Regions from separate parts of the Homo sapiens genome. Here region 1 is linked to region 2. A link is a loop called in an ENCODE intact Hi-C map of the cell type or tissue named here. Cell type or tissue: MCF 10A. All regions are shown on one strand. Links, peaks and the distances in the headings refer to the core of each region. The heading gives the core; the rest is flanking DNA. Region 1 overlaps MRC2 (mannose receptor C-type 2). Region 2 overlaps TACO1 (translational activator of cytochrome c oxidase I).

The links. A loop is a pair of places that touch in the nucleus more often than their neighbours do. Peaks named below come from ENCODE experiments on the same cell type or tissue, not always from the same donor. Only the 100,000 strongest peaks of a DNase experiment are listed, where the experiment ranks them.
Region 1: it touches region 2 in a loop (6-fold over the local background); 3 of 110 quality-filtered maps call a loop at or near these places.

What each region holds. Positions count from the first base shown.
Region 1 is chr17:62,665,210-62,679,772 of GRCh38, reverse strand. MRC2 (mannose receptor C-type 2) reads right to left here. Exons shown (of 30, transcript NM_006039.5): 3 at 13,506-13,679; 4 at 13,154-13,318; 5 at 12,903-13,016; 6 at 12,240-12,383; 7 at 7,936-8,124; 8 at 7,621-7,775; 9 at 5,603-5,710; 10 at 3,868-3,983; 11 at 3,242-3,390; 12 at 2,287-2,504; 13 at 1,127-1,269. Among named protein-coding and RNA genes, the nearest start is that of MARCHF10-AS1, 34 kb to the left of the region's middle. RefSeq lists enhancers at 7,158-7,227, 7,475-7,975, 7,976-8,476, 8,796-9,554, 9,555-10,314 and 1 more and a silencer at 7,171-7,465. In MCF 10A, for the core only: a CTCF peak has its summit at 7,282 (motif pointing left); DNase peaks (open chromatin) are centred at 7,292, 8,012 and 9,222.
Region 2 is chr17:63,608,047-63,623,101 of GRCh38, reverse strand. It overlaps TACO1 (translational activator of cytochrome c oxidase I), which reads right to left. Exons shown (of 5, transcript NM_016360.4): 5 at 14,737-15,055. MAP3K3 (mitogen-activated protein kinase kinase kinase 3) reads right to left here and starts at 685. Exons shown (of 16, transcript NM_002401.5): 1 at 339-685. The coding sequence starts at 342. It also overlaps the pseudogene FAM136DP. RefSeq lists silencers at 225-284, 375-764, 1,375-1,444 and enhancers at 11,495-11,995, 11,996-12,496. In MCF 10A, for the core only: a CTCF peak has its summit at 10,696 (motif pointing right); a DNase peak (open chromatin) is centred at 10,691.

The sequences.
Region 1 (14,563 bases), core at 2,347-10,346, 940 kb after region 2:
GAAGAGATGGGAAGTGAGAGGGGCAGGAACCCAAACGTGCCCCCTGTCCCTTGCAGCTGTGACCGGGGCAGCCCCCAGGGCCTGGGGCCTCTCCATCTGGGCTTCACATTGACCCATCGATACAGCGTTGAGGTCACTTCGGTAAAGTTCTCCCCACAAGACAGAGCTGGGGAGAGCTGGACCAAGCCATCCACTCAAGGGGCAGTGGCCCCTCCCCTTTGTTTGGGTTCCTTTTGGGTGGGGGTGCCCTGTCCAGCAAGATTCTGCAGGCTTTTACTTTACGGAGTTTAGGAAGTTCAGATGAGGAGGTGGCAGGGATCTACGGCTCTGGAGTTAAATAAACCTGGATTCAAGTATCCGTTCACCCATGAACTTGGGCAAATAACCTCTCTATCAACCCACAAGGGTCAGGGGTTAACGTCTGCTCCATAGGGTTGTCGGGAGGCTTGAGTGAGGACTATATGTTTAGCACAGTGCCTGGTACGTGGTGAGAAGTGATGACCATGAGCTATTGTAATTATGAGACAAATAATGTAATTTCAATGTTTGCTGAGAGGAGAGATCCCTTCAATTAAGCTATCAGGAAGCCCAGATCCATCTCGATTTTCCCAGTGCTAGGGGATTCCACGTGCTAATGCTCAGAGCCCAGGACAGAGGTGGTGTCTCAGAGGGAGGCCCATGGGCAAATCCTCATAGCTGCGGCCTTTCTCCTCCTATCTCTCAGGAAAAACTGTGGATTGAGGAGTGTGGGTCATTGTAGGATGGTGTAAGGTGAGGGGAAACACTTGCCAGGACCAGCATGTGGGAGATTTTGCAATGGGGTGGGGGGTACATATGTAAGTTTGTGGGTCTGTTGGAGCATTGCTGGGGGGATGATGGTGAGCAAAACACAGTCTCCTATGAGTGCATGGATCACACCAGCCTGTTCTCCCAAGATGCCAGGGCACCATGGCTACTTGAGTGAGGACAAGATGGTCCTGGCACCAGCAGCAGATGCAGGCCTCCCTGGGGTCACCCACATTCTGCCATCCCCCTGCTCGCCCAACAAAACCAAGGGTCTGTCGGCCATGCCTGCTCCTACACGTGTGCGGGTGCCCTCCTAACACGCCTCAGCCCGGCTCAGTACCCGAAGATCTTGTTGAGCATGTTGGCCACAAAGTGCTCCTCCTCGTAGCTGGCCAGGCTCAGCAGCTGGGCCCCCAGCTCCTGGCAGGCCCCCTGGGCCTGGACCCAGCTCTTCTTGTCCTGCAGCCGCTCTGAGCTGAACACCTGCAGGGGCAGAGTCCAGCTGTCTAAGCTGTCCCCACTGGCCCACCCCTCAGGGGGCACCTACTGCCTTTCCCACCATGGCAGAGGAGGGGCCTGGAGCCTTACTGGACAGGGGGCTAAGGCTAGCTAAGGACAATCCTGTTCATCTGCAGAGGTCTGGGGAGGGGAGCTGGCACAGTCACCTTCTGGAGAGGGCCCCTGAGCCCCATCCCCTGACCAGCAGGGAGATCTGGGCTCTAATCCCAGCAGAGCCACAGCTTAACGTGGGTAAGTCCCTTCTTCTCCCTAGACTTCAGTTTCTGTGCATAATAAAAGACCTCGGACTCTGCCAGTGGCTCCCAAACCTAGCGTGATTAAAAATACAGATTACCAGGCCCAATCCAGACCTAATGAATCTAAATCTCCATTGTGACAGCCTAGATTTTTATCTTTATTTATTTATTTATTTATTTTTGAGACGGAGTCTCGCTCTGTCACCCAGGCTGGCGTGCAGTGGCACGATCTCGGCTCACTGCAAGCTCCGCCTCCTGGGTTCATGCCATTCTCCTGCCTCAGCCTCCCGAGTAGCTGGGACAACAGGCGCCTGCCACCACACCTGGCTAATTTTTTGTATTTTAGTAGAGATGGGGTTTCACCATGTTAGCCAGGATGGTCTCGATCTCCTGACCTCGTGATCCACCCGCCTTGACCTCCCAAAGTGCTGGGATTACAGGTGTGAGCCACTGCGCCCGGCCAAGATTTTATTTTTATCAGGTTCCCCAAGCAATTCTGAAGAACAGCTAGGCTGGCCCCAACATTTGGGAACCTCTGAAATCAATGATCTGTGGTTCCCTCAATTCCTCAAATGATTACTGAGCACCAGGCCTCCAGATTCCATGGACAAGTCTCACCAGAAATCACCCGTCTGCAGCCTGGTGTGTCTCTGGATTGTGGCTGGTCCCACTGGGACCTCCATCCAAACTGTCTCTTTGCTCCTGTCCTCCCCCTGCCCCCTACCCGGCCAACAGGCTGCCCTACCTTATAGCAATACCGGAGTTTGGTGTCCGAGGCCCAGCCCTGGGGACAGGAGCCAGTGAGGCTGGGCGTGGGATCTGGCCCCGGCAGCTCCGGCGTCACTGGAGTGCCCAGGCTCTGCCGGCAGATGTAGCGGGCCCGGAACGAGGTACAGTTCTTCACCTCCCACAGCCCCATGGCGCTGCCAGTGGCCAGCGCCACGCAGCCCCCACGGCTGTACCCTGAAGGAGAGGGAAGGGAGACCCAGGCTCTGAGAAGGATTCATAGTCTGGTCCTCCCTCACATCCCGGCAGGGCACTAGCACGGCCCTCACACTGGGAACCAGCTTGGCCACCTCTTCAGAGACATGCTCTCTGGGGTTGGAGCCAGGAGGGAGGAAGGGAATGGAGGCAGAGCCCTGGCTCTGGGTTCACCCACTGTGAGGGCTCAGGCAAGCTGCTTAACCTCACCGAGCCTGCTTCATCATCTACCTCATCAGGTTATTGAAGGGGTTAGAAAGATAATGAATGTGAAATGGTAATAATAGTAATAACAAGCACTTGTATTGCGCTCAGTATTCTGAACACATTTTTTAAATGAGTCCAGATAGAGAAGAGATTATTTGTTTCTTTTTTGTGAGCCCAGATAGAGAAGTAATCTAGACACTTTACACACATTAACTCTTTACACATATTAGCACTTTACACATATTTAAGACTCATGTCATCCCTATGAGGAAAGGATCATTATTCCCACTGGACAGATGAGAAAACTGAGGCTCAGAGGATGCACAGCTAAAAGATGGCAGAGTCATGATCGGAGCCAGGCAGTTTGGTTTCAGAGCTTGTGCTCATAGACACTACACCACAGTGCACCAATGATCTGTTTATGGGGAAGCCCTGGGGCTCGGTGCTGGCAGGGCCAGTCCACCCTGGCCTCCCTCCTCGCTTCACCAAGGCAAGTCAAATAAGGGGCTCACCGGGCTGGTCCCGGTTCCAGTGGGTGTACATGACTTCATCCCCACTGAGCCAGAAGAAGGAGCCGGTGCTGTTGAGGTCCTGCAGGGCCGTCCAGAAGTACTCGCCCTCCCAGTTGTAGATGAGGCTGCTGACGAAGGCCTGCTCGAACCTTCAGGAGACAGGCTGGTCAGGGCAGGGATCTCCCTGCTTCCCAATCCCCCAGTCACAGGCCAGACGCCCTACCGTGGGAGCTCGGGTGCTGCACCCGACCAATAACTTGCTCAAGAAAGCAGGGACGCCTGGGAGCCCTGCAGCTGATTTATGGAACCCCCAGCTGCCCCTTCTATTCTCTGCACCCCTTGCTTTGCTGAGAAGAAAGTAGAGAAAATCAGACACAACCAAGGCCTCTCTTTCTCAAGTATCCAGCCCACACCTGTGCCTGCCCGGGCCCTGCCCTACACTGGGGTCACTTAACAAGTGAGAGTCATTCTTCTGACAAGATTTTAAAATGCCCTGGAGCCCACTGAGGTTCACAGGACTCCAGGTCCCTCTGGGCATGATGGCAGATGCTACCCTGTTTGCTGAAGGGACCACAATAGGCCCAGACATGGGCAAGGGCTAGTCAGGGCACCCGCCCCTGCTGTACCTGTTGGTGATGGTGACCAGCTGAGAGCCATGGTCAGTGCACAGGCGCCGGGCCTCACTGTAGGTCACTTGGTCTTCTCCCAGCCAGTAGCAGGATGGGCTGTGCCACGTCCAACCCTGGCTCAAGAGTGGACAGAAGAGGGGTGTCTGTAGGGAAGATGACTCTCCACCCTCACCCATAAATCCTGTGGTGGGAGATGCCATCAGGGACATCACTGAACGTGCTCAGGACGGAGGGGACTGGTTTGAGTACTGGGCTGTGTTCTGCACCTCGTTTCTCCACATTCCCCCTCCACCATCACCCACAGCTGTGGAAGCTGGGGTGGAGGCCCAGCCCCAGCGTGGCTGATTGGCAGGCCACCAGCGACCGGCCAGTGACCCGGCTCGGGAAGATGAATGGCCCTTCAGGCTCCTCTCTTGGGCATTTAAACCAAGAGACACAGTGGGGAAATTACTGTTGGCTGGGAAACCACAGCTAAAGGCTGGGGAGAGCTGCCAGGATGGAGAGGGGATGGGCAGTCCTCGAGGGCCTGGCAAAGCTGGAGTCGGCGCAGGATGCTCCTGGCCCGGGGATGGCAGGAGGGGCTCAGAGACGAGACCCTGGCAGGCGAGGCTGGCAGGAGCCAAGGCAGAAGAGAAGCAGATGTGGTATGTGTGGTGGGGGCCTCATCTGCTGGCAGGGGCTGTGCCAAGACCCCTGGTGATCCTGGGCTGTTAACCATGGACCCTCAACACTCCCCACACAAATTCCAGGCTGGCCTTGGTGCCAGAGAAGTTGGTAATTCCTCTCTACTCCTCCCTTCACCTCTTCGCAGCCATGACACAGCCCCTGGGCCAGGCACTGTCCTTGCCAGTCCACAGACTCCGCAGCTGGGCTCTGCTCTCCCCTCTGCTTCCTCGCCCATGGGGCCATGCCTGTTAGTGTTTCCTGCTCATTTTCTGGGGGAGGCTTTGGGGTCCAGGTGGGTGTGGTAGGGGCTTAATCCAAAGGAAAACAGAGTGAGGAGCCAGCCTGGCTGCAAGGGGCTGCTGGGGGGGGCCAAGGGCCAAGCAGTGTCTTTTAGAAGCAAGCTCCCCGCACCCATCACAGCATTTGCACCCCTGCTCCACTCCCTGGAGGAGGAGAGGGTCTGTCACCCCCTCACACCCTCAGTCACTCACCCCCCACTCACTTACACAGCTTTCATTCCTTGACACCCCCCCCCTCAACCTCCCTAAACATCCTCTAGAAGCCCACTGGGGCTGGGAACACAAGGAGGGGGAAGGTGCAGCCCCACCCTGAGTGGCCTCACTCCTCCAGGGGAGACAGACCAGCACACGCCCTGTGTCAGACGGCAGAGGAGGGGGAAGTCAGGACTGGCGGTGCACAGGGGCCACACTTCACTTCGGCAGCCACTGCTTGACATGACTAGGCTGGACTCTGAGGGGGCACTCGGGGGTAGACCAGCCCCCACCTCCCTGTTCTCTGCTGTCTCGAGGAAGTGGCTTCCCCCATGGGGAGGGACTCAGGACTGGGCTGGGGGTGGGGAGCTCTGCTTCCTCCCAACAGCGCCCACCCGTCCCATCCCATCCAGTATCACTCCTTCAATAAAGGAGCAGTTTGGAGAGCTCAGGGAAGGGGGTGCCGACGAGAGGGCGATGCCATGCGAGGCAGCAGGAGTTCATCCACCTCTCCCTCCCCTGGTAGCCCCTCTGACAGGTGGCCCCACTCAGGGCAGCTCCAGAAACACCCTCACCTTCCGGCAGCCATGGTCCTCCTCGGCGGCCCCCTGGCTCAGCTGGCCTGCCTTCTTGCAGATGGATGGCAAGGACTGGTTACAGGGACTGTCGTTCCAGCGGCCTTCCTACGGACACAGGGTGAGGAAGAATCTCAACCCCCACCTCCCCATAAATCTCCCAAATCCTTCTTGGAATCTGGTTCCTAGAGCTGGCCCTGTCTCTGACTTACTGTGTGATTCTGACATGTCTGTGTCCCAGCTGTGCAATGGGGAAGGCGGGATGAACCCATAAGCCTCACAGGGTGGATGAGAGCACAAGCAGTTCATGTGCAAACGCCTTGAAACTTAACAAGCATTGTCTAAATGGGAAAGGCATCCTGGCCCGGCGCGGTGGCTCATGCCTGTAATCCCAGCATTTTGGGAGGCCGAGGTGGGCGGATCACTTGAGGTCAAGAGTTCAAGACCAGCCTGGCCAACATGGTGAAACCCCATCTCTACTGAAAATACAAAAAGTTAGCCGGTTGTGGTGGTGCATGCCTGTAATCCCAGCTATTTGGGAGGCTCAGGCAGAAGAATCGCTTGAACCTGGGAGGCAGAGGTTCCAGTGAGCCAAGATCGTGCCATTGCACTCCAGCCTGGGCGACAGGGTGAAACTCCATCTCAAAAAAAAAAAAAAAAAAAGGAAAGGCGTCCTTTTACATTATTGATAACTCGTTTTATAAATATCAAAAACAAACTGGCTAAGATTGTTAGAGTAACTGATGGCAGGATAGACAGCTTGGATTCCCAAGGCGTCTAGCTAGTGCCTGCAGGGCCAGAGTGTGCAGAGGCCAGTGTGCCCAGACCAGAATCTCAGCTGATGAAGCTGAGGAGGAATTTAGTCCTCGGCCCCTGCTTCTGTCTTCGCCCTCCCCAGTATCCACAGGCCCCCAGCCAGCAGTATGTCTGTCTCTAAGCTCCATTCTGAGGGCAGGCGTGTTTGTGTATCCTAGCACCCAGAAAAATGACTGGCACATGGTAGATACTCAATACATAATTGTTTTAAAATTCTTAAATAGCATCCCCTAAGGCAAATGACTGCCACTACAGTCCACAGCACTGTTTGCAGTATGTGACAGCAGAACATCCTGTCTGTCCCTAGGAAGGGTGGTCTGTGTCCCTACGGCTTTCTCCTTTTTATTTTATTTTTTTTTTTTTGAGACAGGGTCTTGCTCTGTCACCCAGGCTGGAGTGCAGTGGTGCAATCTCAGCTCACTGCAGCCTCTGCCTTCCAGGTTCAAGCGATTCTCTTGCCTCAGCCTCTGGAGTAGCTGGGATTACAGGCATCTGCCACCACGCCTGGCTAATTTTTGTATTTTTAGTAGAGATGGGGTTTCACCATGTTGGCCAGGCTGGTCTCGAACTCCTCACCTCAAGTGATCCGCCTGCCTCAGCCTCCCAATGTGCTGGGATTATAGGCATGAGCCACCACACTCAGCTGGCTTTGTCCCTTTTTTAAGGGTCTTTCATCTCTGCTTGAAGCCCTCCATCAATTCCTTCACTTACACCACATCTAAGCCCAAACCATGGCAAATTGTCATAAAACCCAACAATCTCTTGAGATGACAGGACCCTGGACTGGGTAGAGCACTGGGGGCGAGGGCTGGCAGAGTGCAGCCCTGCTTGCAAAGTATCTGCACATAATGTGGGTTCTGATGCCACCTTCTGGCAGGGAAGGGCAGCTGGGAGGAGACCAAGAATGCGCCAGGCACTGTGCCTAAGGTTTCACGAGAATTAACTCCTCTGATCTCCCCAGTGACCCTCTAGTAACTTGCCCAAGGTGACTTGGCTACTTGGAGGTGGAGGTGGAGGTAGGATTCAAGCCCCGGCAGTCTCTCACATGGAAGGGAAGGCATTGGTGGGGAGGAGGGGGACTGCTGAGAGGTAAGAGGTTCCAGGCAGGTTCTGATAGTAACTAGGATGTCCTTCAGCTGGGGTGGCACCTGGAGGTTGGGGGTGTATTTTGTGGCCCTGTGATAGGGAGAGGGAGATCTCACCGGGCCCCAGATGGTGACACAGTCCTCCAGACTGTCCCGGAAGTTGTTGGGCTCAAAGGGGTGCCAGTGGGTGAAGCTCACAAGGCTCCCGTCAGACCACTCAAAATTCATCTGCAGTTTCAAATCGTTGAGGCCGATCCACAGCTCCTCCACCTCTGGGGGTGCAGCAGGAGAGGAGGGGAGAGAAAACATTGAGAGGTCAGCCTCAGCCACCAGTAGGGAGGAAGGAACATTCTCTGAGGCTCCTGGACAGGATGGGTGGGGCAGTGGGAGGCCCTGCCCTCCACCCAGACACGTGGGCGGGCAGCTCCTCACCTTGCTTGATCTGCTTGGTGATGAATTCCAGCTCCGCCATGCTGTGGATGCTGACCAGGTCGCCACCGCCCCGTAGACATGCCTTCTTGGACTCCTGCCAGCTGCGCTTCTCGGCCTGCAGGCGGTAGCAGTGGCCCTGGAAGGGCTGCCAGCTCGGCTCGCACTCCACCTTCACATTGGCCCACCTGTCTGCAGAGACCCATGAGGCTGCTGCTCAGGGACTGAGCCGCCCAGTCTGGGAACCAACCCACTGGGTTGACGTCAACACAGGCGAGGCCTCCCAGTCACCTCCTCTCCAAACTCTCCCAGATCAATCCCGGTCCCCACCACAGGTCTTGGAAATGCTAAAAAAACACAAAACTTTACAGGGCTGCTGGAGCCCCGGGACAGAGACCCAAGTCGTGGTGGCAGATTCCACCCAGGACAGAACACTTCCTCTGGCTGTGGCTCTCAGAATACGATGGGTGGGCCAGGCATGGTGGCTCAGGCCTGTAATCCCAGCACTTTGGAAGGCTAAGGCTGGAGGATTGCTTGAGCCCAGTAGTTCAAGAACAGACTGGGCAACAAAGGGGAGACCCCATCTCTATAAAAAATAAAAAATTAGCCAGGCATGGTGATGTGCGCCTGTGGTCCCGCTACTCAGGAGGCTGAGGTGGGAGGATCACTTGACCCGGGGAGGTCAAGGCTGCAGTGAGCCATGATTGCACCACTAAACTCCAGCCTGGGCGACACAGCAAGACCTTATCTCAATCAATGCATCAATCAATCAGTCAATAAACGATGGGTAGAAAGGACAAACCAGCCCCATGAACCTCAGTTTCTCCCTCTGTAAATGGGGTTTCCTGCTATGAGATTCAAGCTTGGCTTATGGCCCCCTGCCTAGTAAATGGAATCACTGTTATTCTCTCAAATAACATTTATTGAGCACCCACTCTGTGCAGGTCTGGGAAGCCCAGGAGGGAGAAAACTGGGAAACGGGACCTTGAGCCACTAATGGGGCCCAGGCAAGCCCACCAGGAATCTGAGGTCTTGGTGGACGGGCAACCGAGAACATTAGGAGGTGCTCAAAGTCACTACAGATCGGCCCCATCCCCCAGCTGGGACTCCTTCCCCGCTCCTAACTCCTAACCCTGAACCCCAGGGCTGAGAAATCCACCCGTCCCAGGCCCTCCCTTGCCCCGATTTCCATGCCTTTCAGGTTCACCTTCTAGGGGTTGGGATCCGAGGGCAGCTGAGGCAAACAAGCCCTTACTTGGTCTTGGCAAGAGAAAACAGGACTTCACCAAACCACCCACAGTGTCATGCTCGGGCAGGATTCTGCCTAGTCGGGCAGGAAACTGCGCGCCCACTAGAACACGGCCTCAGACTGGGATTCCAGTGGTCCAGCCACACCTGCTCCTGGAGACCCGGCAAAGCTGGGCGGACTGAGAGCCCGGTGGGCTCGCTCTCTGGCTCAGGACCTGTCAATCATCTCTTGTTAGCCAATGAGCTAAGACCTGAGGCTGCCGCCCCAGACAAGCGGATTTTAGTGGCTGCTGAGACCCGAGGGGCCTCAAGGACCGGAAGGGAGCTTGGGAAATGTGGATGCTTTGGGGACACGACGGGGCGCCTGCCTTCGAAATGACAGGACTTAAGTGATGAGACCGGGAAAGCAGAACCTGCCTAGAATATGCCTCGTGCAGAGAGATATGGGCTGGGCAGAGGGGCGGAAATCCGAGGCCTTACATCTGTCTGCAGGTCCGGGAAGACCCAGAGGACAGAGGACTTGGTAAGGGGCCACAGATAGGCTAGGCATGCCCACACCCGGGCCTCCCAGCGGGCCCCTTCCTTCAGAAAGGTGCTTGTGGGAGGACTGGACTAGGGCCCAAGGCTCCCTCCAGCTAGAGGTGGAGGTGCCCTAGATCGGGTTGCTGACGTTTCAAGCTTCTGCTCCTGGCCCCTTACGGAATGGGAGATAAAGCAGTGGTCAGCAGTCCTGAATCAGGCCAGAGCCGTGGCTCACGCCTGTAATTCCAGCACTTTGGGAGGCCGAGGCGGGTGAATCACTTGAAGACAGGAGTTCGAGACCAGCCTGGGCAACATGGTGAAACCCCATCTCTAAAAATACAAAAAAATTAGCCGGGCGTGGTGGCACACTCATGCCTATAATCCCAGCTACTCGGGAGGCTGGAGCATGAGAATCGCTTGAACCTGGAGATGAGAATCGCTTGAACCTGGGAGGCGGAGGTTGCAGTGAGTGGAGATTGTGCCACTGCACTCCAGCCTGGGCGACAGAGCGAGACTCTGTTTCAAAAAATAAATAAATAAAAATAAAAATAAAAAGGCGGGGTGCGGTGGCTCACGCCTGTAATCCCAGCACTTTGGGAGGCCGAGGTGGGCAGATCACCTGAGGTCAGGAGTTCAAGACCAGCCTGGCCAACATGGTGAAACCCCGTCTCTACTAAAAATACAAAAGTTAGCCGGGAAGTAGTGATGCCCGCCTGTAATCCCAGCTACTCAGGAGGCTGAGGCACGAGAATCTCTTGAGCCTAGGAGGCAGAGGTTGTGGTGAGCCAAGATCGCACCACTACACTCCAGCCTGGGTGACAGAGTGAGACCCTGTCTCAAACAAACAAACAAAAAAACCAGTCCTGAGTCGATCATTGGCAAGACTTCCATGGTCAGGAGCAGAAGTTTTGCTCTGTAAACTCTTTACTGTCTGTAGTTAGTGTTGTGTGTGTGTGTGTGTGTGTGTGTGTGTGTGTGTGTGTGTTGCCATATTTTCTTTGTAAAAGTCTCCTCACCACCCCACAGCTTCGCAGGAAACTGCACAGCCCCTCCAACCTACACCACAGTAAACATCCACAGCCAACTACAGAAAAACTCCTTCGTGCCAGGCCAGATCTCCAGCCTTCCTCACAACAACCTTGCAAGGGGGGTGGCTTCATTCTCCATTTGCAATGAGGACTCTGCACCCCAGAGACTAAGCTGCTTGCCCAGGGCCACACAGCAGTAAGGGGCAGAATCCCTAAAGCAGACCCTGTCCATTGCCCCAACTCCTCCACGAGGCCCCTAAAGCTGTCTCTATGATCACAAACGAGAACCAGACACTCCCTGGCTTAAACATCTTCAAAGGCTCCCCACAGCCTACCTGGCCCCACCCAAACTTGGCCCAGCAGCCAAGACCCTGCAGAGACTGGCTGCAACCTGCCTCTTCTTCACCATGCCCTTTAAGCCAGGGCTTCCCAAACTGTGTCTGCACATGAATCATCTGAGGATCTTGTTAAATGCAGGTTCTGATTCAATTACTCTGGGGCGGGCCTGACTGTGCATTTCTAACAAGCCCTCCGGGGATGCTGTGCTGCTGGTTGGATGACCATACTTGAAGTGGTTAGAATCTATACTCCACCCAAACTGCAACAGGCACCATCCATTTTTTTCTTTTTCTTTCTTTTTTCTTTTTTTTTTTAAATTTATTTATTTATTTATTTATTTATTTTTTGAGGCAGGGTCTCGTCTCGCTCTGTTGCCCAGGTTGGAGTGCAGTGGTGCAAGCGAGGCTCACTGCAGCCTCAACCTTGCAGGCTCAAGCAATCCTCCCACCTCGACCTCCCTAGTAGACAGGCGTGCATCACCACACTCAGCTAATTTTTTAAAAATATTTTGCAGAGACAGGGTCTCGCTATGTTGCCCAGGCTGGTCTTGAACTACTGAGCTCAAGCAATCCTCCTGCCTTGGCCTCCCAAAGTGCTGGGATTATAGGTGTGAGCCACGGTGCCCGGCCATCACTCACCACCCCTTAAAGCTGCAGTGTAGTTCTAGGCCTCCACACCTTTGCATATGCTCTTCCCTCTGCCAGGAATGCCCTTCCCCCACACCTCTTTATATCTTTTAAACTTAGACTCAATTTGAAAGGCCCAAATCAAATGTTATTTCCATAAACCCCTCCTTAACTCTCAGAAGCTGAATCAGTTTCTTCTCTATGCTCCTCTAACACTGATCCATATTTCTATAATCACTCATGACCTGGGATAGTCTAACTGCATTGAGATGTCTGTCACCTCCAGCAGACTGTGGTCTCTACGAGGTAACAGTGGGTATTGCCAGCATTTAACACAGATCTCAGCACATGTTCCCCAAATGAATTAATGACATATTCCAATTTGCTCAGACTTTAACTGAACAATGAAATAAGAGTCAGAGGATCCAGAGTCCCCTTGTGCTGTGGTGGTAACCGGAGGAGAGGCTGGGCCTGCCACGGCTCTGTGGCTGTGTCCCTGGCCCTGGGAGCCCCTCCCCACCCTGCGGCACAGTCCCTGGCTCACCTGGAGGGGTGGGCTCGGCCGTGGCGTTGGGCTTCTTCTTGCACACATAGGGCAGCGCGATGCTGCAGTCACGGTTCTGCCAGCCGCCCGAGGACTCAGTGCGGATCACTCCACAGTTCTCCTCACTGGGGTTGTCCGGCTGGTCTGTGGGGAGGGCAGGGCGCCAGCACCCCCGGAGAGAGAAGCTCACACCGTGGCTCCCGGGGCCCTGCTCAGAACCTCCTACCTCCCTCTGCTCCCTCGGAAGCCTGAGCCAGTTCGGGAAGCCTGGTGCTCAGCTCCAGCTCCGCCCCAGACCACGGGGTCCTCCGCGCTTTCTAACCTGGGTGCACGTCGCCTTGAACCTTCTACCCAGTAACCAGTACCAGCCCCGCCCCGGCCTCCCCGTCCAGGCTGCTGGGTGCGCTGGTGCCCGCTGCCCACAGGGGTGGCTGAAGAGGTGAGTGGAGGCTGGCACCCAGTCCATATGCACCAAGACCTTCGGCCTGGGGCAGCGCCGCCCTACATGGGCTAGGGGGGCGCAGTCTGGGGAGGGGGGTGGAGGTCGGTGCTTCCCCTACCCACACTGCCCCTCTGCAGGAGGACATGAGGAGAGGAGTCCATGGGAGGCCAAGAGCCCGCGGGGCCCCTATGCTGCCCTGCGCCCCCAACCTTGTGCCTCACCACTCTCCCAGTTGAGGTACTTGAGGGGCGAGTTGTCCGACCACTGCCAGCCTCCGCTCGTGTCCAAGTCATTCAAGCCGATCCACAGGGTGGAGCTGTACCCAGTGAGGAGGCCTGACAGCAAGGAGGGACACTGAACAGGGGATCCCCAGCCCCAGCCTCCCCCGCTCCCCATCGCCCTCTCCCCAACCCACAAGCGGAAAGGGCCCGGGCCCTCCAGAGGCACGAGCAGGCATCAGGCCCCGGCTCACCGTTGATGTAGGTCTGCTCGTGGATCTCCGTGATGCTCAGCAGATCCGCACCCTGCTGCTCGCAGCTGGCCCAGGCCTCCCTCCACGACAGCGTGGACTGGAAGTTAAACTGGTAGCAGCTGTCAGTCAGCTGGTCCTTGTCCCAGAAGGTCTCGCAGTCGTTACCTGCCACCACGACAGCCCTCTCCTTCAGGCCCCCTCCAGGGTCCCTCGGGAGTGCAGACCCTCCCCCACCAAAAGGCTACACTAGGTAGGGGAGGGGGCAGTATCTCACCCTGGGCCCCGGGGCCCCTCAGCACCAGCCTCCCTCCAGGAACACTGCCCCCGCCCCCACGGCTCCAACAGCTCTCACTCTTGATGGGGCAGAAGCCCCAGCGCTCGTCTTTGCCGTAGTCCTGGGTGGTGGCACACCACAGGTGACCATCCTCGCGGCCCGTGCTGGTGCAGCCGTGGAACCACTGGTTGTCATATTTGAAGGGGATGGTGCACGGCTTTCCGTGGGAGTTTCCCTGGATGGTGTAGACCTCTGCAGGGGGTGGACAGGGGCCAGGCCCTTGGCATCTGGACACCAGAGGCTGCCAAGCCCCTCGACCCTCAGGAGAAATCCCCTAAAACCCAGAGTGCTGGGTGTTCACAGGGATCAGCAGGTGGGAGAGGCAATGGCACCCCATAGTGGCTTTAAGGCTTCTTCTGCTGTTGAGTCAGCCCAGGAACCAGAGAGAGGTCTTGCTGCACACCTCATAGGGCTGGGAAGGGGCTCCCTAGTACCCCTAATCCCATCCAAACTCCAGCTGGGCAAGAGGGCCTCCAAGTCACCCACAGAGGGCTGAGCCCGGTGGAATCTCTGCTCAGCTACCCAGCCCATGGGCTCTGTGTCCCCACAAAGTTCTATCTCGGAACTCAGGGGGTCTCCCAGGAAAGGCCCCCCCAGGACGGGGCTGTCCACCACAAGAGGCCAGCCCCTCACATGGTGACTCTGGTCCCCATTCACCACATGCAAGACAGGCATTAAGACAACATGGGGGGCTACAATGGGGTTTCACCTGGAGAGTGGGCCTGGGGGAAGGGAATTTTCATTTAATTTTATGTTATATACTTGTATACTATTTGAAGACTTTACAAGCATGTATTTTGCAATTTTTACAAAAGTAAATTAAATGCTTTGAAGTTAATTTTTCTTTTTTCTTTTCTTTTCTTTTTTTTTTTGTGGGGGGGGGGACAGAGTCTTGCTCTGTCACCCAGGCTGCACAGTGCAGTGGCGCAATCTCAGCTCAGTGCAACCTCTGCCTCCTGGGTTCAAGCGATTCTCCTTCCTCAGCCTCCCAAGTAGCTGGGACTATGATGGGCATGCTCCACCACACCTGGCTAATTTTTGAATTTTTAGTAGAGATGGGGTTTTTCCATGTTGGC
Region 2 (15,055 bases), core at 7,056-15,055:
GCCCTCGGGCTCGCGGTCCGGCTCGTTCGGACCAGGCTGCCCCGCGGAGCACGGGCCCTCGGTCCCGCCGCCGCTTCCCCGGGATGCGCCCGCCGCGCCGCCCAGAAGGAGGGCTGCCGAGCGGGCTCTGCCGGCCGGGCCGCCCCGCGGAGCCAGAACCCCCGCCCGGGCCGCGGCGCGCGAGCGGGGCGGGCGGCCGGCCGGCCGGCGGTCCGCAGCCCCGGGCCGGGCGGGCTGTCCATGCCTGTCAGGCGGTGGCCCAGGGTCCTCCTCCCTCAGCCTGGGGCGGGGCGTCGCGAAGCAGCGCGGGCACAGGCCGGGGCGGTGGCGACACTTACCCATGGTGGCGATGGCGGCGGCGGTGGCTAAGGTCCGTGAGTGTCACCTCCGCAGCCGGGGCTGCATGCCGGGGGCCCGGGCGGCGGGGACGGCAGCGGGCCTGGCTCCGCGCGGGGGGCGCGGGCTGCGCTCTGGGCCCCCGCCGCCTCCCCAGGCTCCGGCTCCGGCTCCGCCCGCGGCCGGGCGCTGTGGCATCGGCAGGGTGGCCCGCTACATCCCGGGCGCTCCTGGGCTCGGCCCAGCCCGGCCTCGGCGGCGCCGCTCGGCCCGCCCGCCCGCCAGTCCCTCAGACCCGCAGTCTCTCCGTCCGGCCACCGTTCTCCACCTCAGGAACGCTCCGAAAAACAAACCGCTGGTCGCGCAGCTCGCCCCCCTGTCTGTCACTCACGCCGGCCCCCACCAATCCCAGGCAGCCGCTGGGCCGTCGCACCACCCCCACCCACCTCACCAGCCAATAACAAGAAGGAAGTCGGCAGCCCCCGCCGTCCCCCTCCAACTCTCTCCCAACACCCTAACTCTCAGCGGCCAGCTAATCATCAGCACCACACGATGAACCAATCCCGCCTACTCTCACAGGATGCCAATGGGCGAAGCCAAGGCGGTTTCCGAGGGCTGTCTAGCGCCTGCCAATCATCGGGACAGCGCCCGGCTCCCTGCGCTGTTAGCCAATCACGTAGAGGCCTCTAAGCCCCCGCCTCTGCGCATCCCTCTCTGGTGCTGTCTCCCTCTCTTGGGAGAGATTGGGAGGTGTTGGTTGTTCCAATCACAGCTCCGGCGTGAGGCTCCGCCCACATTCCCACCTCCCGTCAGTCACCGAAGGCTCGGCGGGCGCGCGGGCTGGCGCAGTTCCCCGCCGGCTACTTTAGGGCTGGGGTGAGGAGTAGGCGGCTGCAGGGGGCCCTCAGGCCTTCCGCCCTCCGGGTTCTCGGAGGCCCCAGCGATCTGGGTGGTTCCAGAGGGTGGCGTCCTGCTCCTCCCCGTGCCCAGCACAGGGCGTGTAACGAGTGGGGAGGGTCTGGCCTGAGCACTTCCCGGCGCGCGGCCACCTCTGCGGCCCCATCCCCCGACTGGTCCTCCGGTCCCGACGCTGCTCTTGCCCCGGGCAGGGGCGGCCGGCCCAGCCCAGCTTTCCCTGTCTCACACCTCCAGGGCCACACCCTCTGGTCTAGGTACCTCAGACACCCGAGGCTGGGATAGTGCTGGCATGTGGGTCCCTGGAAATCTGAGTTCCGCCAGAGGTTCTTTCAGAAAATAACTTTTTTCTTATAAAAGCAACACGAGCTTTTTGTAGGAAAATTGAAAAATGCAGAAAACTATGAAAAAGAAAAGATCCCACCCCAGAGATAATCTATTTCCTACCTAGATAGGCGTTTGACAAAAATGGCTTTGTATTGTTTTGTAGTATGCTTACATTTTATTCTGTTTTCCCGTGCCACCAAATATCCTTCCAAAACAATTGTACTGATTGCATGATGTTTCAAAATTAAAGGCACCATAATTAATTTCCCCAACCTTTTCATTGTTCAACATTTTATACACTCAGATCTTCAGATTCCAAGTCCACCACAATTAATGTGGGCTCCTTTCTCCGGCCTCTGTTCCAGTGTAATATGTCAGGCTCCAGAATAATCTTCCTCAGATGTCATTGTCCACTGTCCACTAAGAACATTTAGTGGTGGCTTTGCCTTGAGTGTCAAATCCCTTAAGAATTACCTTGGGCTCTCCCCTATTTCTTTTCTTTTTCTTTTTTATTTTTCGAGATGGAGTCTCACACTGTCGTCCAGGCTGGAGTGCAGTGGCGCGATCTCGGCTCACTGCAACCTCCGTCTCCCGTGTTCAAGCAATTCTCCTGCTTCAGCCTCTCAAGTAGCTGGGATTAACAGGCGTGCGCCACCACGCCCGGCTAATTTTTGAATTTTTAGTAGAGACGGGGTTTCGCCATGTTGTCCAGGCTGGTCTCGAACTCCAGACCTCAGGTGATCCGCCAGCCTCGGCCTCCCAAAGTGCTGGGATTACAGGCGTGAGCCACTGCAAGCAGCCTCCCTTATTTCTTTACACTCATCTCCGTATATTTAATCAGCCCCCTTGTCCTGTTTTCTTTTTCTTCCAACAAGCTTAAGCCTGCCATATTCCCACTTGATTTGGTCTCTACCCAGTTTACTGGAGTTCCTTAACTATAATAATCTCTATTCTTGAAAGCGGGGATAAAGGGGAAAGAAAATTAGTATTTATCAATATAACAGGCACGTCATTGCATTTAATTTTTCCAATAACTCTAAGGTTATTATGCTAATACTGTGGGCATTTAAATGATGAAAGTGAAGCTTAGAGAGGTTAAGCACTGTGTCCAAGTAGTGGAGCCAGGATTCATACCAAGCCTGTGTGACTCCCAAAGGCCATGTTCTTGCACTAGGCCAGTGTTTCTCAACCTTTTTTTCATTATCCACCCCTGCCAGGAAAAAATTTTAATTTAAATTACTTAATTAAATTTAAATTCTCCCTAAGAAGAGAAATTAAATACTAAGGAATAAGATTTTGTCAGGTAGAGTAGAGCCTTTGTAAAAAAAATTTTCTGTAGAGTTGGGGGTGTCCCACCATTTTGCCCAAACTGGTCTCAAACTCCTGGGCTCAAGCAATCCTCCCACCTCAACTTCCCAAATTGCTGGAATTACAGGTGTGAGCTGCCATGCTCCTTTCTGTTTTCCCAATTGCTAAAGCACAGATGCTGCTCGACTTACCATGGGGCCATGTCCAGATAAACCATCAGATGAACAATCGTTAAGTAGAAAATGCATTTAATACACCTGACCTACTGAACATCATAGCTTAGCCAAGCCTATCTTAAGCGTGCTCGAACACTTAAGTTAGCCTACAGTTGGACAAAATTATCTAACACAAAGCCTATTTTATAAGAAAGTTTTGAATAGCTCATGTAATTTACCAAATACTGTACTGAAAATGAAAAACAGAATGGTTGTACTCAAAGCACAGTTTCTACTGAATTGTGTGTTGCTTTTGAACCATCATAACGCCAAAAATCATAAGCTGAGGCCGGGGCACAGTGGCTCACACCTGTAATCCCAGCACTTTGGGAGGCTGAGGCGGGTGGATCACTTGAGGTCAGGAGTTCGAGACCAGCCTGACCAACATGGTAAAACCCTATCTCTACTAAAAATAAAAAATTAGCTGGGCGTGGTAGCGCACACCTGTAATCCCAGCTACTTGGGAGGCTGAGGCAGGACAATTGCTTGAATCCGGGAGACAGAGGTTGCAGTGAGCCAAGATCATGCCATTGCACTCCAGCCTGGGCAACAAAAGCAAAACTCCATCTCAAAAAAAAAAAAAAAAAAAAAAGGTATAAGCCGAACCATAGTAAGTCAGAGACCCTCTGTACAAACCTAGGAGTGTTCCTTGATTATTCTCTCTCCCTGACACCCATATATCCAAACATGCAGCAAATCTTTTCAGCTCCCACTTCAAAATGTATCTGAATCAGGTCGGACGCAGTGGCTCACACCTGTAATCCCAGCGCTTTGGGAGGCCAGGGCAGGTGGATCACCTGAGGTCAGGAGTTCGAAACCAGCTTGGCCAATATGGTGAAACCCCATCTCTATTAAAAATATAAAAATTAGCCAGGTGTGGTGGCCTGTAATCCTAGCTACTTGGAGGCTGAGGCAGGAGAATCGCTTGAACCTAGAAGGCGGAGGTTGCAGTGAGCCGAGATTGTGCCACTGCACTCCAGCCTGAGCAATAGAGTGAAACCCTGTCTCCAAAAAAAATACAATAAAAATACACACACACACACACACACACACACACACACACACACACCTGAATCCAACCACTTCTCATCCCACCCCCCTTATCCAAGCCACCACCTACTCTCCTGAATGACTGCCCCAGACTCCTATCTGGCCTCCATTGTTTCCTCTGTGGCAGCCCAACAAATGATTCCCCAATAGCAACCAGAGTGATCCCTGTAAAATGTAATTCAGATCACGCCACCCTACCCCCTGCCCACTGTCAGCCCTCCAATGGCTTCCCTCCCATCACACTCAGAATAAAACCCCAATTCTTTGTCATGACCTGCCAAGCCCAATAGGAGCTGGCCCCTCCATCCTGTCCCTCCATCACTGTCCTCTAGCTACTCTGGCCTTCTTTCCATTCTTTGAAACTACCAAGCCAAGATGTTCTCATTTCTGCAGTTTATTCAAGTCTCTGCTCAAACGTCTGCTTTTAAGTCATTTCTTATCACCCCATCCAAAATGACCCCTCCCTTCCATCATTCTGTATTTGTATATTTTTTCCTTGTTTTTTTTTCTCAGTGGCTAAAATTATATATTTATTTGTTTGCTCTACTCCAACTACCACAAACATAAGGTATGCAGGAGCAGGAATTTTGTCCTGCTTACTGCTCTATCACCAGCACTTAGAATAGTGCCTCACACATGGAGAACCGCAGTACATCTACCTGAGTCTTTAGCTGAAAACAACCTTCTGATTTACCTTCTACCTTTCTTACAACTGCCTTCTTTGTGGCTTCATTTGCACTGTCGGTGTCTCAACCAGCCATCTCAAACATTCCCATACTGCAGTTACCATATGCGCTGAGGATTCCAGAATCTCAACTGTGTCTCTAGCTCAGGGATGTCTTTCTTCTGAACTCCACAGACATGGGTGTCCCACAGGAACCTCCAATTTTGGGTCCAAACTGAAACCATTTTCCCCCATAGTTCTGTATTTTCTCTGTCCCTCTCCAGTTTCCCAAGTTGGATACCTTCGAATGATCAGATAGCTCTTTCTCTCCATTTCTTTCCCCCACAGCCAGTCTTGAACAAGTCTCCAATCTGTCCATCCCTCTCCCATCCCATTTTACCACCCTAGCTCAAACCACCAAAATCTCTTACCTGCATGACTTAAGCGTAACAGCCTCTCAACATATATTCACATCACAGATTGATCTTTCTGAAATGGACACCTGATTCTGCCATACCCTCCCTAAAAAGTTTCCCATCACCCTTAGGATAAGTCATATATGTGAATGTAGTTAAGAAGGTCCTTCAGGACCCAACCCATACCTTCTTCTTCAGCCACACGTCCTTCTATTTCCACCTTAACTATAATAGTTAACCCCATTATTCAAATTCTATGCCCCAGCCACATAGAACCACCAGCAATTCCTCAAATGTGAATTTCTCTTGCTTCTATACCTCTGCGTGTGCTATGTTCTCTGCATGAAATCCTCTTCGCTTCTGCTTCCACCTCCATTCTTTTTTTTTTTTTTTTTTTTTTTTTTTGAGACGGAGTCTTGCTCTCTCGCCCAGGCTGGAGTGCAGTGACGCAAGCTCCGCCTGCCGGGTTCATGCCATTCTCCTGCCTCAGCCTCCCGAGTAGCTGGGACTACAGGTGCCCGCCACCACGCCTGGCTAATTTTTTGTATTTTTTTTTTAGTAGAGACGGGGTTTCACCGCGTTAGCCAGGATGGTCTCGATCTCCTGACCTCGTGATCTGCCGCCTCGGCCTCCCAAAGTGCTGGGATTACAGGCATGAGCCACCACGCCCAGCCCCCACCTCCATTCTTTCAGGGAAGAGCTAAGCCTATACAGCATTCTCCAGGAAGCCTTCTCAGACAGACAACTCCAAGTCCGGGTTAAGGCCCTCAGACATGCTGTCAGAGCACTGGGTACTTTCTTCATCAAAGCATGTGTCCTGCTAATAATTGTCTTTAACCAAGTATGTATAAAAAGGCCAGGTGTGGTGGCTCATATGTCTATAATCCTAACATTTTAGGAGGCTAATGAGGGAGGATTGCTTGACGCCAGGAGTTTGAGACCAGTCTGGGAAACATAGTTAGACCTCGTCTCTACAAAAAAAATTTAAAATTATCCAGGTATGGTGGCGTGTGCCTGTAGTCCTAGCTACTCAAGAAGCTGAGGTTGGAGAACTGCTTGAGCTCAGGAGGTAAGGCTACAGTGAGCTATGATCCTATCACTGCACTCCAGCCTAGATGACAGGGCCAGACCCTCAAACAAAACAAAACAAAGCAAAACAAAGCAAAACAAAACAACCAAATTAAGCATAAAGACAGAAGCTGCTTTCAAATCAGCATGCCTCTCATCTTTCATAGCACATTAAAAAACAAATATTTGTCAAATGAGTAAGTGAACCTCAAATGGAGATGTTAGTAACTGAATGTAATTTCCATAATGTTCCCTTTTAGGTATATGCAGTATTTTATCTTCTTTTTTTTTTTTTTTTTGAGACGGAGTCTCGCTCTGTCACCCAGGCTGGAGTGCAGTGGCGTGATCTCGGCTCACTGCAAGCTCTGCCTCCCGGGTTCACACCATTCTCCTGCCTCAGCCTCCCAAGTAGCTGGGACTACAGGCGCCTGCCACCATGCTTGGCTAACTTTTTGTATTTTTAGTAGAGACGGGATTTCACCGTGTTAGCAAGGATGGTCTCAATCTCCTGACCTCATGATCCGCTCACCTTGGCCGCCCAAAGTGCTGGGATTACAGGCATGAGCCACTGTACCCAGCCGAAAATTCTTTTTTGAGACAAGGTCTTGCTGTCCTCCAGACTGGAGTACAGTGGCACAGTCATAGCTTACCACAAGCTCAACCTCCCAGGTTCAAGGGATCCTCCTGTCTCAGTCTCCTCAGTAGCTGATACTACAGGCTCATGGCACCACACCTGACTTTTTATTTTCATTTTATTTTTGAAGACAGAGTCTTACTCCATCACCCAGGCTGGAGTGAAGTGGTGTAATCATAGCTCACTGAAGCCTTGACCTCCTGGGCTCAATCTTTCCACCCCAGCCTCTCAAGTAGCTGGGACTACAGGTGCACACCACCATGCCCTGCTAACTTTTGTATGTTTTGTAGAGACAGGGTTTTGCCATGTTGCCCAGGCTGGTCTTGAACTCTTTCGGCTCAAGCTATCTGCCCGCCTCAGCCTCTTGAAGTGCTGGGATTACAAGTGTGAGCCACCATGCCCGGCCCTAGCATCTTTTTTAAAACAGACAATCCAAATGCCCATTGATAGGAGACTGGTTAAATTATGACACGTTAATACCAAAAAAGTTATGTAGCTATTAAAAAGAATGAAGAGACTTCTCCATACTAATACTAAAAGGTAACCAGGATGTATTGTGAAGTGAAAAAAAAAAGGTTAAAGCAAAGTATATAGCATGATCACTTTTCAGTTTTAAAAAATGCTCATTCAGGCCAGGTGTGGTGGCTTATGCCTGTAATCTCAACACTTTGGGAGGCTGAGGCAGAATTGCTTCAGGCCATGAGTTCAAAACTACGTATCAAGACCCTGATATGCCTGTCCAACATACTGAGACTCCATGTCTATTTAAAAAAAAAAAAAAAAGAAGCTGGCCAGGCAAGGTGGCTCACACCTATAATCCCAGCATTTTGGGAGGTCAAGCTGGGAGGATCACTTGAGCCCAGGAGTTCAAGACTGGCCTGGGCAACATGGCAAGATCCCATATCAATTAAAAAAAAATTTTTTTTTTTTTGAGACAGAGTCTTGCTCTGTGGCCCAGGCTGGAGTGCAGTGGTGCAATCTCACTGCAACCTCTGCCTCCTGGGTTCAAGCAATTCTCCTGCCTCAGCCTCCCGAGTAGCTGGGATTACAGGCAAGCACCACCCAGCCCAGCTAATTTTTGTATTTTAGTAGATGTTGTGTTTCACCATGTTTTCCCTAGGGTGGTCTTGAACTCCTGAGCTCAGGCAATCCACCTGCCTCGGCCTCCCAAAGTGCTAGGATTGCAGGCATTAGCCACCATGCCTGGCCAAAAAAATTTTTTAATGAAAAAAAAAATGCTCATTCACACTTAGAAAAAGGCCAACATTTATTGAACACTTAACTATTGCCAGGTGCTGTTTCAAGTGCTTAACATATATTAACTTAATTCTCAAAACAGCCGCATGTAATCGGTACTATCATTACCCCCATTTTACAGGTAAAGAAGCATGTACAAAGAGGTTAAGTTCTTGTCCAAGGTTGCTAGCTGTTGGCAGAGCTAGAATTTGGTCCCTAGCAGACTGGCTCCAAAGAGTGAAAAAATATAAATCGTTAATGGTGGTTGTATCTTAGGAGGTAGAATTAAATGGGAATTTTGTTGTTGTTGTTGTTGTTATTTATTTATGTAAGATTTGCCTTTTTAAAGACAATAAATGTTACCTTTTGGGCATACACAAAAAATAAAAAGAACAAAGAAGTAAAAATGCTATCCTGTTCACTGGCTGGACATAGAATAATTTCAGTTAAGAGTAGTGTGGCACCAGGCTGATGGCTCATACCTGTAATCCCAGCACTTCAGGAGGCCAAGATGGGAGGATCACTTGAGCCCAGGAGTTCAAGACCAGCCCTGTCAACATAGCAATACCCCATCTCTTCAAAACATAAAATAACCGGGCATGGTGGCATGCAAGGAGGCTGAAGCAGAAGGATTGCTTGAGCCTGAGAGGTTGAGGCTGCAGTGAGCGATGGTTGTGCCACTGCACTCCAGCTTGGCTGACAAAGACCCTGTTACACACACACACACACAAAAAAAAGAAAAGAAAAGAAAGAAAGAAAGGAAAGGAAAAGGAAAAGAAAAAGAGTATTGTGGATCTATCATCGCATTCCCTTTTGCCAGACTTATTTTCTGTGAAGAGAATGTCTCCAGAAGTGTCTTTGGGGATTCAAATAAGTCTGGGAATTGGGGGCTCTTCGAGTTTGAAAATTTATTGACTGCTATAAGTTTCAGAGAAAAAAAAGTAACTCAACCACATGGCTGAATTTCCACAGTTGGTTGGAGGCACAGCCTTTGCTGTTCCTCTTGGATTCAGCCAGGGCCTCTAGCAGAGGGGAGGTGGCTACGCACAAGAGTGCTTCTTATAACAGTCAAGACTGTGAACAGAGCCTATCACAGATACTTCTGTCCCACTAAAAGGACACTTGAAGGTAAGCCCAAGGTGGCTTCAAGACCTTGAATAATTTTATGTTGCTAAGACAATAACCAAAGATAAGGCAAAGCAAGCCAAGCCAGCACTGGACCTCATTCCTCTGACTTTAACATGCATCTGACTCCCAGACTCTCAGATGCTGTGAGACTAGCTTTTGGTTTTTTTTTAATTATGTCACCTGATAAAAGTAAAACATGGGGGCTGGGCACAGTGGCTCACACCTATAATCCCAGCACTTTGGGAGGCTGAGGCAAGAGGATCCCTAGGAGCCAGGAATTCAAAACCAGCCTTACACAGGAAGACCCCATCTCTCTCTCTCTCTTTTTTTTCTTTTTTCGGTGAGACGGAGTCTTGCTCTGTCGCCCAGGCTGGAGTGCAGTGGTGCGATCTTGGCTCACTGCAACTTCCGCCTCCTGGGTTCAAATGACTCTCCTGCCTCAGCTTCCCAAGTAGCTGGGATTACAGGCGCCCGCCACCACGCCCAGCCAATTTTTATATTTTTAGTAGAGACGGGGTTTCACCACATTGGCCAGGCTGGTCTCGAACTCCTGACCTTATGATCCACACACATCGGCCTCCCAAAGTGCTGGGATTACAGGCGTGAGCCACCGCGCCCGGCCGGGAAGACACCATCTCTTAAGAAAAGAAAAGAAAGAAAGAAAAAAGGAAAACATGATTACAGAATATAAAGCTCAGTAATAACATCACTACCCTGAGATAACCTGTTTTGATATTTTAGTACATTTCCTTCTAGTCTTTTTTAAAAAGTTCATATATATAATATGTTAAATAAATATATACATATCTATTTCAAAATTTGGACCACACTATACATGTAGTTTTGTATCTTTTTTCCCACTTAATGTTATATTCTAAACATTTTCTCTGACAAAAGATTCTTTAAAAAATAATTTTTAGTGGCAACATAATACCTTGGCATATGGATGTAACCATCTTTAATGTTTTTTTTTTGAGACGGAGTCTCGCTCTTGTGCCCCAGGCTGGAGTGCAATGGTGTGATCTCGGCTCACTGCAACCTCCACCTCCCGGGTTCAAGTGATTCTCCTGCCTCAGCCTCCTGAGTAGCTGGGACTACAGGCGCCTGCCACCATGCCTGGCTAATTTTTGTATTTTTAGTAGAGACGGGGTTTCACCATGTTGGCCAGGCTAGTCTCGAATTCCTGACCTCAGGTAATCCACCCGCCTCGGCTTCCCAAAGTGCTGGGATTACAAGCGGGAGCCACCGCACCCGGCCGTGACCATCTTTATTTGAATAGCTCAGGGTCTCTTTTCCAGATCTAGAGACAGCAGAACAAATTCAAGAAGGGTTCATTTCTGCCTTTCCTATTAACTGCAGGAGAGAGACTGCAGGGCACCACTAGGGGTCAGTGCAGAGCCATCATCACAGGAGCCTTTACTGTGCCTTACAGTAAGCATGTCTTGATGTAAGATAATTGGTTATGCAACAATCCATATTAATAAAGATTCTATATGCTACATTAGAGATCTATTCACATGACTAGCCATGTTCCCTTTAAGAGCAGACTCCCTTAGTACAGATTTCTCAGATTATAAATAAGATTCCTCCAAATTAATTTCCAAAACAGAGCTATTTTATAAACACCAAGGTCTATCAGTGTAAGACCTGTTCTTTCCTGCTTGGTATGAGATCATTTGTGCATAAAATACTTGGCCAAAGTGTTTTATAGGTTTGTTGGGAAAATCAAATAAATAACATGTAAACGTATCTTACAAATTATGAAGCCACATATAAACGTAAATTTGCTCTTTTTTAATGATAAGCAATTCAGATATTTGGGCAAGTGGCATGACCATGGATTATTTCACTGGTTTTCTTCCTCGTAGCCCTTGCTCTCCAGCTATTGACATCAGTGTGGAGTCAGTAATTCTTTTCTTAGAAGCTGAAGTTATCATTTACAGTAAATTTGGTTTTAGTTCTTTGTCATCCTTATTTACCTGAAGCTCCTTCAGGAAAATTACTCTGAGCTCAGAATTAGCTTAGATAACTTATAAATAGGTGTATAACAGGGATCAGAAAGCCACTCTAGGCCTGACATGCTTGACAGGCTCTGACGCAGGAGGTGGGAGTTCCTGGCCCTTCTAAACACAGATGTGACTATTAGGAGCAAAAGGTACCAAGGGCCCTATTTCCCACTGGCGAGGCTTCTTATTCAGCCCTCACTCTTCTTTCTGTTCACGTTTCCTCTTCAGTTCTCAGTGCCACATCATTTGGCATCAGAGATGAAAAGGATCTAGGGCTGGTTGTTCTCAGAACCAAGAAGCTTTCAAAACCAGCTTGTGGTAGCCCTTCTTGAGAGCAGCTCAGTCTTCTCATTGGTTCACTCTGACCAATCCCAGGATGCATAGGGACCCAGGCAAAGCAGGCCCTAGTAAGTCCCTTTTTTTTTTTTTGAAAGACAGAGGCTGGGCGCCATGGCTCATGCCTGTAATCCCAGCACTTTGGGAGGCCAAGATGGACGGATCACCTAAGGTCAGGAGTTCGAGACCAGCCTGGCCAACATGGCCAAACCTGGTCTCTACTAAAGATACAAAAATTAGCCGGGGTGGCACGGTGCAGGGCGGTATGGGGACGCCATGGCAGAGCTGCAGCAGCTGTGGGTGCAGGAGGTGGTGGACTCCATGGTGAAGAGTCTGGAGAGAGAGAACATCTGGAAGATGCAGGGTCTCATGTTCCGGTGCAGCACCAGCTGTTGTGAGGACAGCCAGGCCTCCATGCAGTAGGTGCACCAGTACATCAAAGCACTGCCATGTGCCTCTGGCTCAAGCCCGGGCTTTGCTCACCAGTGAGTTGGAGAAGTTCCGGCACCACCTGGCCCGGTGCGCCATGCATTGCAACAACAAAGCCAAAGATTCAATGGATACTGGGAGTAAGGAGCTTCAGGTGAAGCAGCAGCTGGACGGTTGTGTGACCAAGTGTGTGGATGACCACACGCACCTCATCCCAACTATGGCCAAGAAGATGAAGGAGGCTCTCTTATCCATTGGGAAATAACAGTCTTTGCCAGTGGCCACTGGGGCTGAGGGCAAGAATATATTTTTTATAAGGAATTGGGAATTTTAGTCTTTTAAGCAAAGTTTATGAAGAAATGAAGGATGGCCACAAGTGTAAGACATATGTCACTTGCCTCTGGACACTGGTTCTTTTATGTTTCAGTCCTAAAAAATGAAATGGAAAAAAGTGGTGCTAAATTGGGTCAGAGATATTACAGGAGAGTTTTAGAGCTTATATATCCTATGGCCAGTGCTTGTCCTGCCAGTAAGGATCTCCCCTGTAACAAGCCAGAGCCCTCCAAGGCACTAAACTCTTCTTATTACACAGGTACCAACAGGCTGGCAGGTTAGAGTTGGTGGAGTTTGAGGAGAGATATTTTCTCTTTGTTGCCAACATCCTGTTTACCAGAAGTGTCACCACACCATTTTCCGTAAGCTGTGAAACAAAATCCATGAGGTCACCCGCTTAGAAGGGCAAAAAAGTTTTCTGGGTCTTTGTTTTCTTGGTTTTGTGTAATTTATACAAGGCGATACAAATTGATTTTAAGATGTGGAATTGGGAGGGAGACTAGTTTGGATAAGAACTTTGAAAGTTTCCTTGAGGATCCCCATTTCTGGTCATCAAGATGTAGATGTAGATTTCTTAAAATTATTACATGCTGCATCTTTCAGCCTGGAGACCATGCAAAAACATGAGAGGTGATGACATACTAATTATGGGAAGCATAATTACTGGCTGATGGGCCGAGGCTGTGTGTAGCAAAATGACAGGACAATCTTGCAGTAACACTTTCCCGGTGAAGAGAAGGGGGTTTTGATTGTGATATATACTAGTATCTAGAAATGAACAGTAAAAGAAGAGCAGTTGGCTACTTGATTATAACAGAGTTATGAAGTACTGGATTTGGAAAAACCTGGTTTTTATAGAACGGATGGAATGAAAGCCTAAACCTAGCACTGCCTACTTAGCCCCCTGAATTAACAAAGCACAATTGAGACAAACCCTGGCAACAGGAAATCCAAGGAAGAAAAAGTAAGCAACTTGGGCTAGGATGAGCTGACTCCCTTATAGCAAAGGAGAGGCAGACCCCAGTACCAAAAACCATTTTTGCCTGGGGCTTTCGCAACTTGCAGTGTTCCTGCCCCGGCATGGCACGTTATTGTTTTGATAGCAACCTCATTGTATTTTCATCAACTTACTACTTGAAATGATAATATAGCCTGTCCATTTGCTGCTTCCAGGCTGTGTTATATTTTCCCGGTGGTTTGCTTTTAAAAATAAATAAAGTTTAATTTTCTCCCCTCCCCCTCCACAAAAAAATTAGCCGGGCATGGTGGTGCCTGCTTGTAATCCCAGCTACTTGGGAGGCTGAAGGAGGAGAATCACTTGAACCTGGGAGGTGGAGGTTGCAGTGAGCCAAGATCATGCTACTGCACTCCAGCCTGGGCCACAGAGCAAGACTCTGTCTCAAAAAAAAAAGAGACAGACTCAGCCGGGCGTGGTGGCTCATGCCTGTAATCCCAGCACTTTGGGAGGCCGAGTGTGCAGACCACTTGAGCTCAGGAGCTCGACACCAACCTGGACAACATAGTGAAACCCCATCTCTACAAAAATATATATAAATTAGCTGGGCGTGGTGGCATGCACCTGTAGTTCTAGCTACTTGGGAGGCTGAGGTGGAAGGACTGCTTGAGTCCAGGAGGTCAAGGCTGCAATGAGCTGAGATTGTGCCACTGCTCTCCAGCCTGGGCAACAGAGTGAGACTCTGCCTCAAAAAAAAAAAAAAAAAAAAAAAAAAGAAGAGTTCTCACTCTGTCACCCAAGCTGGAATGCAATGGTGCAATCATAGCTCACTGTAGCCTTAGACTCCTGGGCTCAAGTGATCCTCCCGCCTCAGCCTCTCGAGTAGATGGGATTATAGGTGTGAGCCACTGCCAAGTCCCTTATCACTGGCACTTGATTTCCTACTGGGCTAGAACCTTAAGCTGTTTGGTGAAAGAAGGGCACAGAAGTCACACAAAGAGAGCAACAGATGCTTGCACAGCAGCTCACACTGCCCTGGGACAGCTCCAGTAAAGAGCAGTCCTGTGTTCAGGTCCTACCTTCTAGAGCAGGATCTAACACAGGACACCAGTTGAATAGCTTATGCTCTAGATAAGTACAGTTCTTGGTATATAGCTAGTGTTCCAGAAATATTAGTTGCATGAATGAATGACAGGTTTAGGCTGTAAGACCAGCATCAGACCATGGAGTGCCTGGATACAACTACATTTCTATGGCCAATTAAAAAAATAATCCTGGGATTGGAGTAGTAGAGCTAAGCCTAGGGACTTGAAAGTTAGTCCAGAGGATCCCAACAGCTGGACACAAACTCAGGAAGACTCAAGAGCCATACAACAGCAATGCAGCAACCAATAATCACCGTTATTATTAAGAGCAGTTTCTAGTACAGAGCGCCTCAGGGCACTTACAATCCCCACAGAGGCCAGCTACCCAACATCAGAGTCTGACCAGCTGGGTGGTCCTGCCCTGCATCCGAGAGGGTGTCGGGACACTCATCCAGATGGCTCTGAGACAGCAGCAGAGCTGACAAGGAGGCCCCACAAGTGAGATTCCTTTGGCTTCAAGGTCGCAAGTCCTGTCCTTGGGCCTCCTGGCCTGCTGAGCCTCCCACCGGCTTTACCCTCAGAGATTGCTGCAGAAGCCTGTGTGCTGGAATGGG